Regions from separate parts of the Homo sapiens genome. Here region 2 is linked to region 1. A link is a loop called in an ENCODE intact Hi-C map of the cell type or tissue named here. Cell type or tissue: dorsolateral prefrontal cortex. All regions are shown on one strand. Each heading gives the region's core, and the rest is flanking DNA. Links, peaks and the distances in the headings are about the cores only. Region 1 holds the start of LOC400940 (a long non-coding RNA gene). Region 2 has its middle 100 kb from the start of MIR7158.

What was found. Hi-C counts contacts between places; a loop is a spot of excess contacts. Peaks named below come from ENCODE experiments on the same cell type or tissue, not always from the same donor. Only the 100,000 strongest peaks of a DNase experiment are listed, where the experiment ranks them.
Region 2: a loop joins it to region 1, with 4 times the contacts of the local background. A loop is called at or near these places in 3 of 110 quality-filtered maps.

The regions. Positions count from the first base shown.
Region 1 is chr2:5,976,677-5,986,594 of GRCh38, forward strand. It overlaps SILC1 (sciatic injury induced lincRNA upregulator of SOX11), which reads left to right. Exons shown (of 2, transcript NR_026832.1): 2 at 1-3,542. It overlaps LOC400940 (a long non-coding RNA gene), which reads left to right and starts at 5,302. Exons shown (of 3, transcript NR_026833.1): 1 at 5,302-5,396; 2 at 5,622-6,181; 3 at 8,749-9,918. RefSeq lists an enhancer at 4,063-4,809. In dorsolateral prefrontal cortex, for the core only: no CTCF peak of the experiment used is centred there; DNase peaks (open chromatin) are centred at 3,921, 4,760 and 5,145; H3K4me3 peaks cover 3,493 bases; H3K27ac peaks cover 3,279 bases; H3K27me3 peaks cover 1,664 bases.
Region 2 is chr2:6,069,396-6,079,313 of GRCh38, forward strand. No RefSeq gene overlaps it. Among named protein-coding and RNA genes, the nearest start is that of MIR7158, 100 kb to the left of the region's middle. In dorsolateral prefrontal cortex, for the core only: a CTCF peak has its summit at 4,200; no DNase peak of the experiment used is centred there; H3K4me3 peaks cover 1,052 bases; H3K27ac peaks cover 798 bases.

The DNA of each region.
Region 1 (9,918 bases), core at 1,214-9,213:
ATAGCAATTAAATATCGTTAACGGCGGGTTACGCTGACACATTAAAAGGCCTACAGGCTGCGATTTATGAAGACAGCTCTGCTGCCTCCTTTGTATGTGATGCATTTCTCTGGTTTCGGCTTAGGCTGTCTGGTCTCAGAAGGGAATGATTTCCAGGCTTTCCCCATCATCACTCCAGTTGCCAGGCCACCCACAATCACATTAGCAAGCTTTATTGTCCCTATTGCACCTCCTAATGCCCTCAGGGTGCTTGAGGTAGCTTTTATCAAGGTAAGGCCTAGGTCAACATTTTGTTGTGCAGAAAAGGCATCTGCTTTCAGAGGAGAAAATTTAGATACAATATTGAGGTGAATCTTATAAGTGATGTAAGATAATTTGATGACAAGAATTGAGATTATATGCTGAGATCTTACTGTCTTAAACTTTGTTGATTTCTGAAAATAATAGAAATGCAATCCTAGCTAAAGGAAGAGAAGTAGTCTAGCTCACCAGTGGCCAGCAAACTCTGTAAAGAAGTATTGCCTTCATGCAGCAATCTCACCTAATATGAGACTCCAGATAGAAGATAGCTCCTGAGAAGTCAAAACACAAACCAATATCATGTAAATTACTCTCACGTGAAAAATAGACAAGAGATAACCAACCCAGTCCCAACCGTCTCACACCCCCACTGGCCTCCTGCACTCATGGATGCCACATTCTTCAACATTTGTACTTCTGTTAACAGAGTTAAAGTAGAGCAAACATAGGCTCTTTTACCAAGAGCGTATGGACTAAATACAGATGCAATGCTAATAACCACATGGGAAAAACAAGATCCTGAGACACTGTTATGTTTTTCTCCCTCTTTTGTGGCCAAGAGTGTGTGCTCTCTTGCCTTTGTAGATTTTGCTCACGTTTTTGGGTGATAGGACCAAAAGCAGTAGTGTCTAGGCCACTAGGAGACAAGGCAAACCATTATCTGTGAAAGCCTGGGTTTTCTGAGAGGAAGCATGCTGGACACTGCCAGTAGAGGGAGAAGTCATGGTGTGAAGTTTTCCATGATGAGAGATAAGGACAGCTAGGGCATGGGGATGCAGAGGATGTTCTTGTTGTTGATGGTGTTGTGGAGGTTGTACCCCAAGTCTCTGGGATAAGACAGCCCCATGCACATAGAGGTCATGAAAAATGTGAGGACCCTGGACACTGAGTGTCACGGCTTTGGGGACAGTGATGACATGTCCCTGTGTCCAAACAGCTCAGTCAGCTTATCTAAAAGGGATGGAGAGTACTTCTGTGGGAACAGTTGGAGCTGAAGAACAGAGAACATTTCCTTTGATGTTTGGACTCTACGGAATCTTTGGGAATTGTGTTCAAGTCCAGGAGGAATGGCTGAAAACATGATTGAGATAAATTTGCAGCCAGGAGGTTGAAGACAAATTAGGATCTGATTTTATTCAACTGGGAGTAACCATGGCCAAGCATAATTCTTCTGGTGGATTCTGAAGTTATTTGGAATTTGCCCATAAGATGAATTTTCCTGAAGAAGGAAGGATGTGGAGGCTGATACTGAGGCCCCATTTCCACATGTGAACTTCTAAGAAACCACAGCTTTCATCCAGAGTGGAGATGAATGGCACTGGGGTCCACGTTGCCAGAATGCCTGGGGACAAGGAATGAGGACTTGTCACCCAAGGCACGAGATCCATAGTGGCTACGGGAATGAAGCCACTGCCTTTGTGGAAATGACTAATTCACCCAAATCCAAGGTGTTTTCCACAACTGAGAGGCCTGGGCTGAGGATAGAGATTTGAGCCTTAACTGAGACATCCTACTGGGAAGTTGCATCAGTGGTCAGTATCTGAGGCCACAGAAAATGTCACATGATGGTGTGTCACAGGGCTCCACATTTAGGACATTTGTGTACTCAAAGAGAATCTTTGACGACCATGACTCAGAGAAATTTTTAATGACTTAAAACAGGTTTTGGATCATGTTGATGATGACAGATGGTGCAAGCCACCTACCTAAATCCCTCTGGGGAGGGGTGGTATTTCTGCATTGTTCTCAGAGCAGAAATGTGACATGGATGTGGAGGCTCTGGACAGTGAGATGTGAAGCTGGAGGCATGGCTTGGCCTCCCTAGAATGGGTGTGGCCAGGGCAAAGCTGGGACATCCTCAACCCAAAGGTTTGCATAACTGGATTTGAACTCCTTATAGATATTCCTAAACAGTGGTGATACGGAAGGGAGAGGAGGAGGAAAAAAGGATGGCTCTTCATCAAGAGCAAAAGCAAGAGATTCAGATAGGAGATTTCACTTGGCTTTTCTAGTCTTGGGTGGGGACCCATTATGGAAGTGAAGAGCTCTGGAATCTTCCAGAGAAACAAGCATGGGTATCCTTTAACAGGTCCCAGATAGCCAGTTACCGCAGAACAATGTCCTGTTACCAGAAGCTTATTGCAGACCTTGTAACCTGAATCATTGTGTTGGCCCAGGGCACACCCAGGAGGGTGGCTTGGGAAGGAGATTCCAGGCTGAGGTAAATACCGACATCTGATTTCCTGACATTGAGTAGGAAAGCATTTCAGAGACAAGCTCCAAGAGCTTTGGAAAGGGGAACATTCACCCACTTCCCACAATTTATAAGGGGGCTGGCAGTGGTTGTTTTGGGGAGGATAATAATGGGAAAAGAGAACGGGGTATGTTATGGCACACAGAACCAAAAATGAAGATTCCTAAGTAGTAATCTATTAGTGAGGGAATTCTTGGGCAATTTCAAAAAACTCAAAACGTGTTACAGAGAGGAGCCCCTTGGACTTTGTAGGAGACTCGTTTGTCTATCTGGCCCCAAGGCCCAGAAGTAGCTGACAAAGAGACCCAGTTGTCCCCTGGATGCCAAACTTGGGGAGAGAATGGTCCTGGGTGGCAGCCCCTCCCCATCCAGCCTCAGTCAGAGCTCTCCAGCAAGTCAGCCTGCAGGTAGCTATGGAGTTGCAGTGTAGTCCTGTTATTAATGGCTTTCTGCTTTGGCTGGATTTCAGACATAAAGAAGAGAAGAAGGAAAGGTCTGGGTGATCTGCCTCTTCTGATAACACTAAAGTTGCACACATCACCTCAGCTCATATTTGATGGGCTGGGACTTAGTCACTAAGCCACACCCATCTGCAAAAGTGCTGGAAAGCGTTGCACTCTCTGATGACCACATGCCCAGCTAAATATTGAGGTCATATATTCCTATATAATAAGACATAAGCAAAGTGCAGTCACTGAGAATCACTAGCAGTTTACACCACGAGTATCTTCACAGCCCAGAAAAGACACTGGGTTGAGTTAAAATGAAAACTGGAATAAATACAATGAGAAGATAGAAAGCCTGCTGAGAACACTGGGGTACTTGAGTGGAACTTTAAACAGTGTCTTTGCTAATGTGTATGGTAACTGTTCAGATTGTCTGTTTCTTTAAGCTAATTGTTTTCTGATTGTTGAAGCAATAATAACTCATATCTTGCTTGAGAAAAAATTAAAAAGTATGAAAAATCAAATATAATTATCACACTACCAAGAGGTATTACTGCTTCCGTGTTGATATGTATTCTTCTTGTATTTTCTACAGATACGCACCCACACAGACACTTTCATGTTTATAATAGAATTCGAATGTATATATTTATATCTTATAACTGGATTTCTTTCATTGAAATAATTTGATCAGGTATCTTTTCTCTTGGATGCGTCCTAACAGTTCTTTCTTTCTCTGATAGAGCCAGATCAAGGAAAGAGACAGGAAAGCAGATGATTTTACCTGCCTTCCCTAAGTGCACTCGGGAAGAGAAGGATCATCTCAAAAAGGGTTAAGGAATGAGATCATGGAAATCACTTACACACGCGGTCGCGGCTTGGACTTGGCTAGTGAGGCCGGCCTGCCCACTCTGCTTCCATTCACTCAGACACAGCTTGGGCTTTTCCTCCAAGTGCTGGTAGCAGTCATTTATGAGGGAGGAAAGGAGCAGAATAAACACACTTCTCAGCTCCCAGGCACTCTGTGTGTGTAGACAGAGGCTCGGGTGGATGAGAAACCTCAGCACACCCATGATCTTTGTCAAGGCTGGAGACTTGCAGTGCACACTCCAGGCCTGTGGAAATGGTTCCACCTGGGTCCCTCTATTGCTCCTCAGCTGCCACATTAGGGCACCTCGCCCAAGTCCACGTGTGGGATGTGCCTGCCTGTGGCCCACCTAACGTATGCAGTCTGTCTGGAGTGCCAGGCACAGGCTCCTCACGTGGGCTTCAGCTGGAATTGAAAACTGCATTTCTCAAGGTCAGCTTTTCCTTGCCCCACAGGCTAGCTTTAGTAACTAGCAATGTGTGTGCACGTGTGTGCGTGTGTCTATGTGCGCACACGTGTGTGTGTGTTAAGTGAGTGGGAGAAAGGAAGGGGAGGGGAGACCCAGCTATATAAGCACGTTATTTATTCCCAAGTCTGTCCTAGTTAGGAAAATATTCCCTAGGATCTCAGTATGAATTAACATTCTTTAAACACACACACACACACACACACACACACACACACACACACACACACACGCCTCGTGCTCTCCTTCTCCTCCTCCTGACATGATGGACGGCAGGCGCAGCCCAGGGGCCCGCAGGTCACGCTGTGTCCACGAATCCCTCTGGGGGCTCTTCTTTCCCTGGGTCCTCCATGAAGGTCTGAAACAGCCCGGACCCTGCTCCCCATTTCTTCCCAGCTCAACCTGCACCTCCCCCGGCTTCAGGCGCTGAAGGAGGCAGGGTTCTTCTTTGTTAAGGATCCAGAGGGCAGGCACCGAGGGTGCTGGAAGGGCTGAAGGGGGTGGAGGGAGAAGCCACCCTGCCACACAGGCTCCCGTCGGCCCCAGCAAGAGCCTCCCCAGCTGCCGGCAGCATCCTGTGATCCCCGGAGAGATTTTTCATGAGGGCTGTATATTTGGAGAGAGAGAGGAAAAGGCAGCTAGCCCAGGGAGGAAGCAACCCCACACGAATAGCGGCTGCATCATAAATATTTCTAGATAGCAAATAGCCCATTAAAAGCCCACATTGTAATGCCTTGGAGGGGGGCTGCCTTTCCCTGCAATACCCCGGGACCGTCGGTAAAGCAGGCTTTGTCATCGTCTGCGTTTTCGCCGCGGCGCTGTCCTGTCTCAGCTCCTCCTGACTCAGCTGAAGGGGGCTGGTGAATAATGCATCACCTAGGGAGAGGCGCTGGGGCTGCGGGGCACAGCTGAGCGTGTGCAGAGGGAGCCCCTCAGGCTTTCTCTCTGTCTGCCTCCATCTTACCGTATCCAGAGACCACACTAAAATGGTGGCTGACGTGGAGACAGAGGAAGCTCCTTTCTAGTTATGGCCACAAGGCAGGATGCTGAGGTGTTGTCTAGGTAAGAAGCAAATCTTAACCTTGGGTCTCCTTTCTGCACATGCAATCCTGTATGGTGATGTCTCTGACGTTCAGGGAGCTAAGTCACAATGCTTTTATGTTTTCAGTGTATTTTATTTATTATTTTATTTTACCTGCACAGCTTCACCCCTAAAGAGTGTCAGGAAATAACCCTTTCTGTCTGCTTTTCTTTTTATAAAAGAATCACATTGCCTTTGCCTCGTAGGCTCAGTTGGATCTCCAAGTGGCGGTACCGTTCTCTCCACTTCAAAAATACACAGAAACATGTGGAAATGTTCTGTCATCCAGAATGAAAAGCATGTGCACCAAATTTTCACAGACCTGATTCGAATGTAGATAAAAGTGCAAAATCCAGAGGAGGGAACACGCTATAGAAATCCTGTCTTCTATACTATAATTTAATCATCGTGTGCCACAGAATGTCTTTGCATAAATTACAACCACAATAATAGCATCACTTTCACAAAAGGTGGCCTCTAATCGATTTGACTCTCCAAGAGATGGCTGGGTTTTTCAAAGCAGAGAAATGATGACCTGCAGTCTTAAAGAGCTGTTGATTGCACCTGGGGCTCCCGTGGCCGGCGCCCATCGAGCAGCCCATCCTGGCTGTTCCCTTGTTCAGCTGATTTTCTTTTTTATCTTGACATTTGCTAACCGCTTGGTTTTTATTTTCCGGGAAGAGAGGATTATTGGCAACTGGCACCACCCCCATGTCTGGAGGAGGGACGTTTCTAGGATGACCCCCAGAGTGGAGAAATAGCCGAGGTAACCTTTTTGCTATAAATTTCTTCCCCTGCCTCCGTCTTCTGTTCCTTTCCTTCCCCCCATCCCTTGAACAAACATGATTTTTAAATTCCCCTCATCATTTTTAGTGCTTTGGAGTCTTCTCAGATGTGGACGAAAACAGTTCGTGAGCTGCGCTGAGCAGTTCCGGAGCCCTGGCTCCCTTTCCCCGGGGCCTAAGCCCCCAAGAAGAGAGTCTTTTTCAGGACCATGGGAGCAGGTTTTAAAAGGCTTTCTATTGAAGCGAGGCCGTCAGCCAGCCGTGCGTGTCCGCATTGTGGTGGTCCCAGAGCCTTATGGACAATCCTTTGAAAGAATAGGGTTGGGAAGATTCTCAGGACAGAAGCGGCTAATTTCCATCCTTGGAGCTTTATCTCACAAAGGATATTTGATAGAAAGAAAAAATGGAGTCTGTGGAAGCTTTGCTCCTATTTCCAAATGGGTTGACTCTGGATGCAAAGGAATATTTTCACATTTTTCCCAATAGAGGAAAGCTTTTAGTGCCAAAATCCTCAAAGGAGAATGAACATCACACATTACACATGTATGTATAAGGGTAGAATAATATGGTACAAAATCCAGTGAGTACAAGCACACAATGGGCATTCAGTACAGGTTAAATGAATATGCAAGAAAAATTCAAAGTTGTTGTTGCTGTTTATAAGGGTGGTGATTATTAATAGATGCAAATGTATACTCCCTTTTGTAATCACAGCAAGGTAAAAGTCTTATCTCTGATCATTACCATGAGGACACTTAAATATTTAGCCCTGGGGACAAAATGGTTTGTAGGCAGGACGTCCTGTGTGTTTATGCACACATAAAATGCCGCCCTGGCCCCAGGACTGCAAGGCCTCTGACTGCATCATTTACATTCAGGGGTGGTCCTGATCAACATGGCCCCATAGAATAATAGAGGGAATTTCAGATAGTACAGCGTTAGATAATAAGCGCTTTCCACTGACTCTGTTTACATGTGGAAATTAGAAGCGCTGAGTGAAAAAGAGTAGTGAAAATAAAGACAGGAAGTATATACACAACAAACAATTTTTCCTCTCTGCAAATCGGATTATTCCCTTGCGCACCCCCTGCAACCCCCATCTATGATGTCAAACTCAATGGACTGTTGAACTAATAGCCTGGGAGTCACCAGCGTGAGAGTGTGTATGTCCACGCTGTGCAACTTGAATTAGGCTGGCCACCACGGCTGTGTACAGCTACCCCAGGAAGAGCCCCTCCCCTCCTCAGCATTTCAGTGGAAAACGTGCTGACTGGGACCCAGCTACAGGAATCACATTTGGGCAGAGAGAATGGCTTATCCTTTTCATGAGGGGTCTTGACTCAAGAACACTTGCCAATTCTGCTTGACCGTTTCCCATTCTTTACGGTTTTTCCTATCACTCCTTAGACTAAGAAAGAAAAATCTGTAGGAATGATTCGGTGGGATTTCTCTTTTGTTCCTAAATAAACCTTATCCCTGGATGAGCTCGTTCACACTAGGGAAGTTACTACCACTGGCTTTGAAGCCAGGCAGATCTGGGTGTTCCTTCCCATGTCTTTATTTGCTTTGTGGGGGATCTTTTCCCAGCCTTTCTGCTTTCATCCTTCTTAGTGAGAGCTTCTTCAGCTGCAGAACAGGGGCAATAATGCCTACCTTGCTGGGTTGCAGCAGAGAATGCTGCTTATGCAGGAAAATAAAAAAACACATAGCACACAATGGGAGCTTAATACATAAGAATTATAAACAGTCTTTTGTGTATATATCAATGTATTTCATGTCCTTAATGTTTATTTAAAGCAAGTACATTCTTTTGAATTAAGCATAAAAAGGTCATAAAATGCCAGAGATGTGCTTATTTGAAATGTTTGCAATGCTTTGCAATTGTTTTAAAATAAGGAGATGATATAACAGGGTGTTACCTCCGCCACTAATTAGTTACGTAATCTTAGATTATGTCACTTCCCTGGGTCTCAGTTGTAAACAGTTGCTTAATAAATAATGTTTGTTTTGCTTTCATCAATAATCCAGAATTAGGCAGTGAAATATGGAAGCTACATTGGTAGGAGCTTCTGTGATGGTCAGGTCCTGGAGGAAAGTGTGAGTTGGAACCTCCACCTTCCTCCCTACCAACGCCCTCCAGAAACACTGCTCACTGGATGCAGGGGCGCTTCTCCTGTTTCTAGTTCACTTGGTCTAGAGGCCAGCCAGGTAGGAGTCATCCTGTTCTTGGAGGCAATGTGGCCCAGACCCAGGCTCTAGCAGCAGGTCTGACTGCAGCACTTTCTCCCTCGGGGTGGCTCCCAGTCCCAGTGTGGTGGGCCCACCCTTCCTTACCACCAGGCGCCTCTCCTGGAAGCTGCGAAAACCTTCCCCCCTTTCAGGCACTGGGAATCAGCATTCTTTGGCGTATGCCTGGATTTGCCCCAGAATTATCCTGCAAAGTCTCTCCCCTCCTGACCTCAAATGTTCCTGTCCCTACAACCAGACGGTAGACCCCAGGGCCTCCGGGGCTCCTTCCAGTGCCTCCTTGTCATCTTTTGAATCACAGCTCATGAGGCAACCCACACAGGCAGGCTGGAGAGGAGTGGCAAGAAGCTCACCTTCGGACAGTAGTGAGCAGAGCAACAGAGGCCCCCAGAGACTTCGCACAACGGAAAAGAGATCAACTCCCGCATTTGCAGGGGACGTGAAAGTGCAATACTGTGAGGAACAAAAGGAAGCCTCATCTCTGGAAGCCGGGAGGAAAAACAGTCGGTGTAGACAGCAGCGGCAGGGACCAGAGCTGACCAGAAGGCTGGGTCCCAGCAACAATTAGAGACAGGCAGCAGCTGAGGCCCCTTCTCTGAGAACCATTTCAATTGCACAGTGGCCACAGAAGGCTCCATTGGCCCGGCAGCCAGCTCTGCAGAGCCATTTGTCCACAAGGAAAATAATAGCCCCGGCCTCATTGCTTTGGGCTGCAGGGAGGACAATGACCCACCATGAAAAGAGTTAAAAAGATTCTGGGGAAGGGGAAAGGCAGGCCCACACGGTGGCAATTCAAGATCTTTTGGATGCCGTGAGCGTGTTCTTTAATTAAGCCCCTCTTCTTCAGCTCATCCTGCAGAAACGCACCTGCTTCCCATCTGCCATCCAAAACGGCAAGCACAAGAATGACTTCACACTGTCACTTTCAGAGTTCCGCTGTGGCCCACAGTGATTTTTCAAGAAAGGCAGCCACAGACTCGCTCGCGCTTTCTCTTTCTCCTTTCCTCTGAAAGACTCTATAAAAACCACATTAAAAAGTGTGTGAGCCAAGCAATTTCATTTATCAAAGGAAGAAGGTCATCCATAGCATTCATTCTAAGAATATCAGGCACACGGCCAGCCCTGGACACAAGGCATGAAGACCAGAGGGCCCTTTATTGACCTAATCTCTATTTTGTCGCCAAACTGCATCTGTGTCTGAAAGCTGGGACACACAATATTTCCCTCTACCAAAATAATTTTATTTTCTGCAGCAGCATGTAACAAACAATTAATGGTGGTAACATGGGCTTCTGTCATTTTCTGAACAACCCAGTTCTGTTTGGTGTTACTGCAGTGGTTGTTATTTTGGGTGGTTCTGTGCTTATTCCATTCTGCCAATTGGTCCCATTCGCATGGGCGTGAGCCCGTGCCGTCATCTACCACCTTGGAATCCATGTTATTGCCAGAACTGTGTGGGGCCTTGCTTGAG
Region 2 (9,918 bases), core at 957-8,956, 92 kb after region 1:
CAGAAATTGGTAAGGGCCAGAGGGAGAGGGTGAGGCAGCCCAGCTTTTGAAATGAGGAAAGGCGACTCACTCCTTTGCTGCACCTGCTGCCTGAGAAGTGCTGTGTTACTGAAGAGGCCTGCGGTCCCATCTGCATATCAAATAGCTGATTTGTAGATGAGGTCATTCATTTTGCCTTCTGTATGTTTGCTGTGCTGGGGAGGGGCTGTTGCCTAGCAGTAGGCCGCGGGGTCCCTGCAGGCTCCCTAAGTCAGCAGCCCCCTCACCCACACTGAATTCAAAACCAGGACTGACTCTCGTGAATAACTGTCTGAAATATCTAATGCATTGGTAAGTTCAAAGCATGGGTCATATATGACCAGTGAGGTTTCTCTTTAATGACTTCTTTAATCAGCTCATCAGCTTAGGCATTGGATAAGGAAAGGAGTAATCCAGTTAACATTTCTCAGCTCCTTCTTGCTATGGATTGGTAATATTTGAGTGCATAGACATAGCAGGAGCTTTGGTCATGCTTAGGAATAGCTTATTGTTTTATAACATGATGAAGTAAATAAAATAGTGATCTTTGTTGAAATACGTAAATATGTTAGAATCAGATTTGGATAATTGATTCCATTTTTCAAGGAGGTTTTGTTATTCCAGAATTCTGCTAACCTCCTGGCTCTTCCTGTCTCTCTGTGTGTATACGTGTGGTGTTGACAAGTGGTACACGCATACACACACATGGACACACACAGACATTTTAACCACAGTCTCTTTCTGCTAGAAACCTGTAAAGGAATAAAATGACAAATAATAGTTGCAGATGCCTTTATAATTCACTCTTTATAATTCAGTCTCTGTTCTCAAAAGACAGCAGGCTGTCATTTTACCTAGTCTCATTCTTTAAACCCTATTTTTTTCTATTTCTTTGAATAGTGAGAAGATTTCTATGAAAGAATGCTTTCCTAAAAATTAGGACTTAATACCCAGGAATAAAATTTGGTTCAGGTGCATTTAAGATGAAGCCCATACATAAGAAGTATGCTTCTTATTTACACTCTTTCTTGGGGCAAACATCTTCCTTTGTTATATTTCTCTGCTTCATTATAGCTTTTCAAACTCCAACTGCTGTTTCTGTGTTTCTGGCTGTAGAAATAGCTTTTCAGATTTGGAACATCCTATCAAGGTTAAGGAAAAGTTGCCAACACAGTTGTGAATAATCATAATAATCCCAGGATGGCAAGAAGAAAAAAAAAAAAGGCTATAGGGTTTATGGTTCAAGCAGGCAAAATATTAAAAATGTTCTTTTTTTTTCTCATAGGATACCACTCCATGAATTATCTTAGGGACCTTCCTTGGGTAACAAAAATCTACAAGATACAGAACACTAACATTTACAAAATTAGAAAATTATCCTAATTAAGCGTGGTAAGTAAGGGATGCTTCTTGGATTGCTGGAGATAAATTTAAGGGTAGTCAGAAGTAAAACCAAATAAATACTACTTTTTCTGCTTTTTAAGATTGACAATTCTATCAAATACCATTAGGAAATAATTTTTAATATCTTGCAAGATTGAGATAAAAATATGGAAATAGTGATAATATTTGATTAATAGTTTAGAGTTTATAACCCCTTTCAAATGCTTTATTTCACTTGAGTCTCCATGAAGAAACTGAGGTCCAATGAAGCTGTGACTTACTCGAGGTCAATTAGTAAACATGAAGCTGGAAAAGAATTTTGGGTCTTCCCACTCTTGGATCAATGCCGTATGGGGCCATCACCTTTCCTCACCAACTACCCTTGAACACATATTTATTGGAGAACTATAGATGGAACACGTAAAGAAATACTGTTTTAGGACAAGGATACATACAAATCCAAGGCAGTATGAATAGTTAGAAAGCAATACGTAGCTTTTCAAAGTGACATTTTTAAAATAACAATATACTGAAAAAAAAAATTAAACCCTGCATTTCTTGAACCCAGTTCTGGAAGTATAGTCAGTGACCATATATATCTTGGAAGCCTGGAGACTTCCATTTCTCCACTGAAACTGGGTGGGAAAGGAGAGAGCAGTCCTATGCTGGCCACCGTGAGATGCATTGTTGTATATGCAAAATCAAACCATAAGAGCCTAGTATGACAAGGTACCCAGAAAGCATTAGGAGGACTCGAATTTGCATCAAGATACAGTCCGAGCTTTGACCCTTCTTACCAACCAAAAGCCCTTTGAAACAGAGGCTCTTGGCCACAGGTTAATGAGATGTAGGCAGACCTGTCGACTTTAAGATGATGCTGGGAGAATCCATTCAATTCCTACAGCAGTGAAAAGGTTAACTTCAGTCATCTCCTAGGGAACACCAGTGACAGTTCCCATAAGCATCCTGGGGACATTACCAAGCTGCCGCTTGCTAAAGTAAATTGTGATGGCTGCTTATAGTTCTTTTTTTTTTTTCTTTTAAGGTAATTTTTTGTTACTTTATTCAAACTTCATGCCAACTAGCATGTTACAAATGCAGGAATATTCTCCATACTAGAGAGAATTTGCAATTTTTAAGAAAGTATTTGTAACAATGCTCTAACAGTGTGTATATTTACAATGGGTAGATTTCAATATTTTAATGTGAAAATAACCACAAGGAAAACAACCTAAGGTGTGCCTGCCTTGAGAAAACAATTTATAAATCTGTTCCCGCTTCCTTCTTTCACTAATGAGAAAAGGTTAATTTTTGCAAATTACTCATAACTTGATTTTAAGGTATTGGATATTTTGTGATATATTTGCCAGTTTTTTTTTTTCTTAAGCTGAAATCTTGATTTTTAAAATAAACCAAAGCAGAATTGTAAATACATCCCATTCACAGGCACACACAAAAAAATATTCATTCAAAGTTCCTCCGGCTTTCTCTGTCTCTTTCAAAAATCCTTTCCTGTGTGTTGTGGTGTTGACAAGTGGTAATAAGAAAACAAGTACATCTGAGCTTAATGAGCAATTCATCTGCACGCAGAGATTTAGGGAGGGTACAAATAAATCCACCGCAAAGCTGTTCAGGTTGGAGGGGGAGAAATCTTATTTATCACTCTGCATAAAAAAGACCCAATCTCCTTGTCCATAAACTCACAGCAACTGGCATGACAGCTGTTTTGGATTCTTGTGCTCTGAGACCGACTTATTCCAGAATGCAGTTCTGTTCTGTGACCCACGACTTACCAGTCAACTAGCCTGATACAGAATTTGTTGGTTTCTTGACAATATGATTATTGTTTCCAATATACCTGAAAATGACTTAAATACAAAAACAAACAAACAAGATAATTACTTCACTGATAAAGTGCAGGCTAGTGTAGGTGTGGATATAAAATTCAGTGAATATGGCATCATAGATGATACCCCAATTTCATAACCATGGAAGCAATGCTGTTCCGTGGAAGTGACAGAGGTGAGTCCTTCGAGAGGCTTTCTGGAAAAATGGCCAGTGCTCAGGGTTTGCACCAGGAAGCCCAGGAGGCTGTTATCCTACAAAAGAGCTTTGTTAAGCCAAACCTTTAATTCCAAGAGCAGGGCCTGATTTACACCCCGCAGCAGGCTGGATGCTTTGCATCTGCTATTTTTACACCATTTCTGAGGTATCCTTTTGTTACTGCAGATACCAGTGGAAAATCAAAGGCTTGCTTTTTCTCCACCCCCTAGTAACCTCCTGGTATTTTGTCATCTTCACTCTTGCTTGAGATTAGAAAAATCAACAATGTGATTCCCAAATCTAATGAATAGACAATTCCAAGGAAAATACGTATTATTTTTTGCACCAAGTATATATTCTAGTAGTAAATTCTGTGATGGACCCTACCTCAATGGTGCATAACCCTGTGCTTTTCTTAATAGGATTTATGCTTGTCGGCTTTCTATATGCCCTGCCATGGGAGATAAAGCGGGAGGCTGAGTTCCCGTGGTAACCAGAGCCACTCCACTCCCAACTGTTGGCAAATTTCTCGTAAGCATAAAATAGGCAATGTGAAGGGAGAATATGTCAGCTTATACATAAACATGACAGACTCATATCTGGAAGAAAAAGGTATTCAGCATCAGATTGAATTCAGATTTTCTGATTGTTTCACCAGATACTTCTGTTAAATCCTCCAAGTGAAACATCTGCAACTGGAAAACAAGAGAATCTTAATTCTTTCCAGATTTAAACCCATTTCCAGGCAAATGTCACCCAGACTCCATCAAGGACTCAGGAAGCAGAGTTCTTTAGGCATCTGTTCAAACTGAAAAGGTTATTTCACTGTCTCCACGATGACTCTTGAGCTGCAGGCAGAGCTAGGGGCTGTGCCCTGAATGAAGGGAGTTGCTAGGAGATAAGTCCACCATTTCAGACAGCATTGGTTGGAGTTATCTCTAATTGACAGCTCCTTACCCTAAGGGTCTAATTCTAACCTTGAGACCAAGACTATAATGAGAGGGCAGCTTTCTGTCACCCCTGTTTCTGGCTAAGGCAAGGAGATTACTGGCGGCCTGTTTTTCTGGGGTTTTGTTATGCTTCTTTAGGAGGGAGGCGCTGCCAGAGACACAGCGGCCGCTGTCTGCGGCTCCAGTTTGCGTCACTGAGCCCTTGTCTGATTCATGCCACCTGAATAAACTTTCTCTTTCAGTTAAGATGGTCTCACTTTGAAATCATAAGGGTATGCAAGGAGGAGAAGCCTCCACTGAACTTTGCAATGATTTGGAATTTGAGCAAGGAAGGTGGATTTCTTAAAAAAAAAAAAAAAAAGGGGGGTGTGGGGGAGGGAGTCAGAGGTAGGGGAGGAGAGAAAGGGAAGAAAGAAAGGGAACACTATAGCTCCATGTTCAAATGCCAACTCCTTCCCCCCACAGTCATTAAGAGCTTTCACTAAGGTCTGTGCTGCTTATAAGATATTATTTAGGACTTGAAGTCGACAATAAAGCAACAAGCGACAGAAAGAAGAGATTAGCAGGCCTGGACAAGGAGGTATTTTCATGTGACTGATCCTGCAAGTGTGTTGACTTATTTTTCTGCACAAGGCAACATAGATCAGGGCAATTTATACAAAGGCTGAAGCTAACACCTCGAATGGGCTGATGGTTCCTTTGCATTTTGTGAGGCATCTGCGGAGGACACAGGCGAGAGGAAAGCAGCTTCATGTGTGTAGGCTGATGGGGCCCACGAGGGCTGGGAAATCGCATTCCAGTTTGAGGGTTTAGCTGTGTCTCTCGCTGGACCTCGCTCACACCCTAAACATCAGTGGCCAATTAAAAAAATAATACCAAATTTGCATTTTGAATCTGGATGCTGTAAGTTCAGTGATAGCAAATCGTGACCCAGTCATTTCCTCCAACAGGAAAATTGTTATTTTAGAATGTTTTTCTGCTTCACAAACATATTTTAAATAAAGCATATACAATTTTATAAGAAATTGTAATGATTGAAATAATTGTCATAATTTCCACAAGAGAAGGATTGCTGAGGGTTCATTTTAGTCTTGAGTGGGGTCTAGAATACTTTAAATAGGCAACCACCTGCAAAGCCAAAATGCAAGGGACCAGAGATTCTATTTGTCCTCTGTGAATATGAACAGAGGAGACACCAAAATCATGTATCTTCAACTCAAAAGAGGGAGAGGGGGTGGATGCACAAGACCAAAACTAAAACATATTCTTAGGCAAAATATTATGCTATTCCAAATGTTTTTATTACAATTTCTACAAAACAGGGCTCTTTCTAAAGGGAGATATTATTTTTAAATGCAATATTTGAGGGAGTAAAACACACGCACATCTCTACACAGTTTTAATTACATTTTTAGCCAACTTATAAATGTGCTTCTAAAAGAAAAGAGGGCATAGCCAAGAAAATAAATTTAAAACGTTTAAGTATTACTTGTTGATTAAATGGTAAGACTGTCTCCTTGACTATCTTCTTTTTAAAAAAAAAATTGGTCTTTATCTGGATATGATTTTAATTTACAAAAGAGTTACAAAAAAAGTACAAAAATCTCATACTGCTTACTCAGATTTGCCAATTATTTACATTTTGACCATCTGATTTCTCAACTTTTTTCTGCGTGTGTATAATGATAGTTTTTCTTTTTTCTTTGAACCATTTGTCATGAGTTGAAAACAAAATGTCTCTTTACCACTAAATACTTCACTGTGTTTTTCCTAAGAATGAGAATGTTCTCTTACATAATCCCTGGACAATTATTCAAATCAGCAAATTTAACATTAATGCAAAACTACTATCTAATTTACAATCTATAATCAAATTTTGTCAATTGTCCCAATAAAGTCCTGTATTGTAATGTTTTCACAGTCCTAGATAAATTCCAGGATCACATATTGCATTTAGTTATTTAGAGGAAATTTATAATGACTTCAATAAGAAAGATTTTTAAAGTTTATGCTTCAGTGCTGCAAGACAGTATCAGTATTTGATTATTTTTAATACTAAAAGTCTGGAGAAAGGAGCACCTCCTGAAGAGTCAAGACACTGGTTCTGTGATGTTCTGGTGTGCATGAGATAAATCTTGTCCTCCTCTAAAGAAAACTGGGATCCTTATTTTCTCATATCACCTAAAGCAAAAACCGATCATGGCAATTTTAAATAAATCTTTTGTAAAAAAAAATCTTGATCTTTTAAAAAATAAGAAATATCACTCATTATAAAACATCTGTAGAAGTCACTGTGTATATCTCTGAAAAGATTCTTACAGGTGGGTTTCTTGCAGTGTTAGGAATTCTTCCAACACTGGTAAAAGAGGGGGAAATGAGACAGAAAGAAAGATGATGAGTTAGAGAGAGAGCAAAGACACTGTAAGGGGATTCAACAATCAACTCAGGGCACAAGGAAATAAAACTATGTAAAGAACAATGAGGAAAAATTAATTTTAAAAGTCTGTGGTATCATCTTTATTATGACTATCACTTGTTTTTAAAGACTCCTCTTGCAATTATAAATACTTTCTTGTTCCTCCAGTCATATGGGCTTGTTTGGGGCTGCCACAGTCAGGACGGGGAGAGCCAGCCACCCTCTTCCACGTGGTCCTGGCTCTGTGTACACACGGGTCCATATGATGCCTAAGCTTTGAGAGTGTACACTCTTCCCATAGAGCTGTACAAAAAAAGCTCAACTTATTGTTGAAATTTCTCACCTTCTTCTAATTCCACATGAATAAATCCAGTCTAAAAGGTCATCATAAATGGATATAAAATCTCTAAAATTACTCGCCCTGTTTCTCACGGGCATATGATGGGACATTCTGCGTTTCTTGCGTTGTGAAGCTGGACATGTCTGCACACACCCAGCTTCAGTCTCATAACTGCAGAGTGAGCATTCCCCTCTGTGCTGGTCACAGCAGCCAATTGATAGCACCTTTCGCTCTGAGCATGTGTTTGCCAGCTCACAGAATTTTCTATGCAATTAAAAACAACAACCATTCTTTTCTCATGGACAATCATTTATTTACAAGCCAGTGAAGTTCATTTTTCATTTAAATAAAAGTGAAATTTTCCTTCACTTTAAGGTTTGTTTTTGTTTTTTAATTTACTTTGTGTTCCTGTTTCAAAGTAAACAACTGACTCTTGTTCAGCCTCTCACGTGAAGTAGGTTATATGTGTGCGGGTTTCTACTCAGAAGTCAGCCTCTTGTAGAAAAGAAGTCCCTTAGGATCTCAGGAGGCCAGGTCTGAAATTGTCTGTGAGCAGCTGCTGAGTAGATGAGGGCGTGTGTGGAGTCACTGGAACAGTAGTTTGTTTGTTTGTCTGTTTGTTTGTTTGTTTGTTTTTGTGATGGAGTCTCCCTCTGTTGCCCAGGCTGGAGTGCAGTGGCAGGACCTCAGCTCACTGCAACCTCCACCTCCAGGGTTCAAGCGATTCTTCTGCCTCAGCCTCCCGAGTAGCAGGGATCACAGGCATGCACCACCACACCCAGCTAGTTTTTGTATTTTTAGTAGAGACGGGGTTTTACTATGTTGGCCAGGCTGGTCTCGAACTCCTGACCTCAGGTGATCTGCCCACCTCGGCCTCCCAAAGTGCTGAGATTACAGGCATGAGCCACCTCGCCCTGCCAGAACACTGCTTTAGAAGTAGTTCCTGACCCCTCAAGCTTCCTGCAGACAGGGTTGATGGGATTAGGAGTACTGGTGTTCAGTTTACTTCAGCTATAATAAACTGGCAACAGATAACATACTTTTTAATTATCAAGAGATGTTTGGAGGCTGGACTGAGTCCCCACATGGGAGAGAGAGCTCTTGGAAATCACATTCTGAAACATTCTAACAGATAATTGTTACACACTAATCTCATTTTCTTAAGAAGGTAAACAGATATATGGAAATGCATGCCCTTCACATTCACCTTAGTTATCTGGAACTTGGCTCTAGTCCCTGTTTCTACACCCAGGCATAACAGGCAGTTATATTCTAACATTCTAACAGAGATTAAGCAGTCCCTAGTAAGAGCAGTTCCTTTCTCCCCGTCTTATAGAAGAAGAGAAAGGGTCCTCAGCTTGTAAGAAGAGACAACCGAAATTAGACTCCAGTGATACAGGCATGAGCAGGAAAAACAACTCAAGTATGCACCTAAATGGGAGGAGCTCCTAAACAAAGAACTGTTATATGAAAAAGACCTGCAGAGCACGTGTGTAATCTCTAGTAGGCTAGTTGCTTTGGTTAATAGCAAACCTGGCACACACTAGGGTCAACTGTATCTTACCTTCTAAATGTATTTATTTATCACCCAAGACATTCTCTTAATTATCCTTTGGACCTCCATCATGTTTCATGTAGCAAAGTATGTACAGCAACATACATGAACACCCATGCACAAGCCCTTCCCTCCCTTAGGTAACAGGGAGGATGGGTTTCAGCATAGTTACCTCTCAAACACTGGCAAAGAGGGTATGGGAACTCGGGATACCATAAGGTGCTAAGGAATGCAAACACTCCATGAATATCCATCGTTATTTGTCATCTATGCTGGGATTCTTTTTTACTTTTTATTGTGTGTGGTATTTTTTTTTAATCATTGATATAGCCAGGCTGATCTACTGTGGGGAAATGTATATTCCTGAGTTTAATCAGAGGCTGACTTCAGAGTATTCCTAGAGTATTTATTTTCTTTCTTTTAAAATATGTTTTTCCTCATTTTCAAAGGCACCTCATCTCACCTCCAAAGCTTCCCCATTAGTTTCGTTTTGAGGTAAAGGCGTGCTGTCCCCTGCTGAAAGGCAAACATGTTACTCAATCCATTAGCACCTTAGCTCAAAATAAATAGTGCTAAAAATGAGTGTTGCTCAGAGGCCGTTTTTGAAATATTGAGCCAAAAAGTGACTAATTTGGAATTTTCTCTTCAGTACCAGAATAGTGGAGCAGATATCATGAAGGTAGGGCTGGGTGGGGGAATGCCAGCTCACATCCCATCAGAAACCTGAGAGAGATGGTTGGCCTGACTATCCCGGAGAAAACACATAGACACTGGAGGAGACCCACGCTGATTTTCTGGGTGGAAGCTTTTATTAGCAAAAAGAAGAAAAAAAGCTTATTTTCTGTTGCTGGAGTTGGAGATGTACAATAATCCTGACCTTAAGGAACTCAGAAGAAACCTAGCGATTAAACAGTATGTTATGGGCGACATGCTACACTCTAATTATGTATAAACTGTTATGGGATTGCAGATGAGAGAAATTAATTCTCCCTTGCGGAGTTAGGGCTCACTTCACAGAAGAATTGACATTTGCACTAGAACTTGAAAAGTGAGTGGGACTTTGCCAAGCAGTTAAATGGGAAATATCACTCCAGGCAGCCAGAATAACTTAAGGCTCAGGGGTGGTGTGAAATTTTATGCCATGTTCCTAGAATGATAGTAAACCTGTGTTGAGAGAGCACTGACTGCAGGGAAGAAGAACCAAAGCGGACCT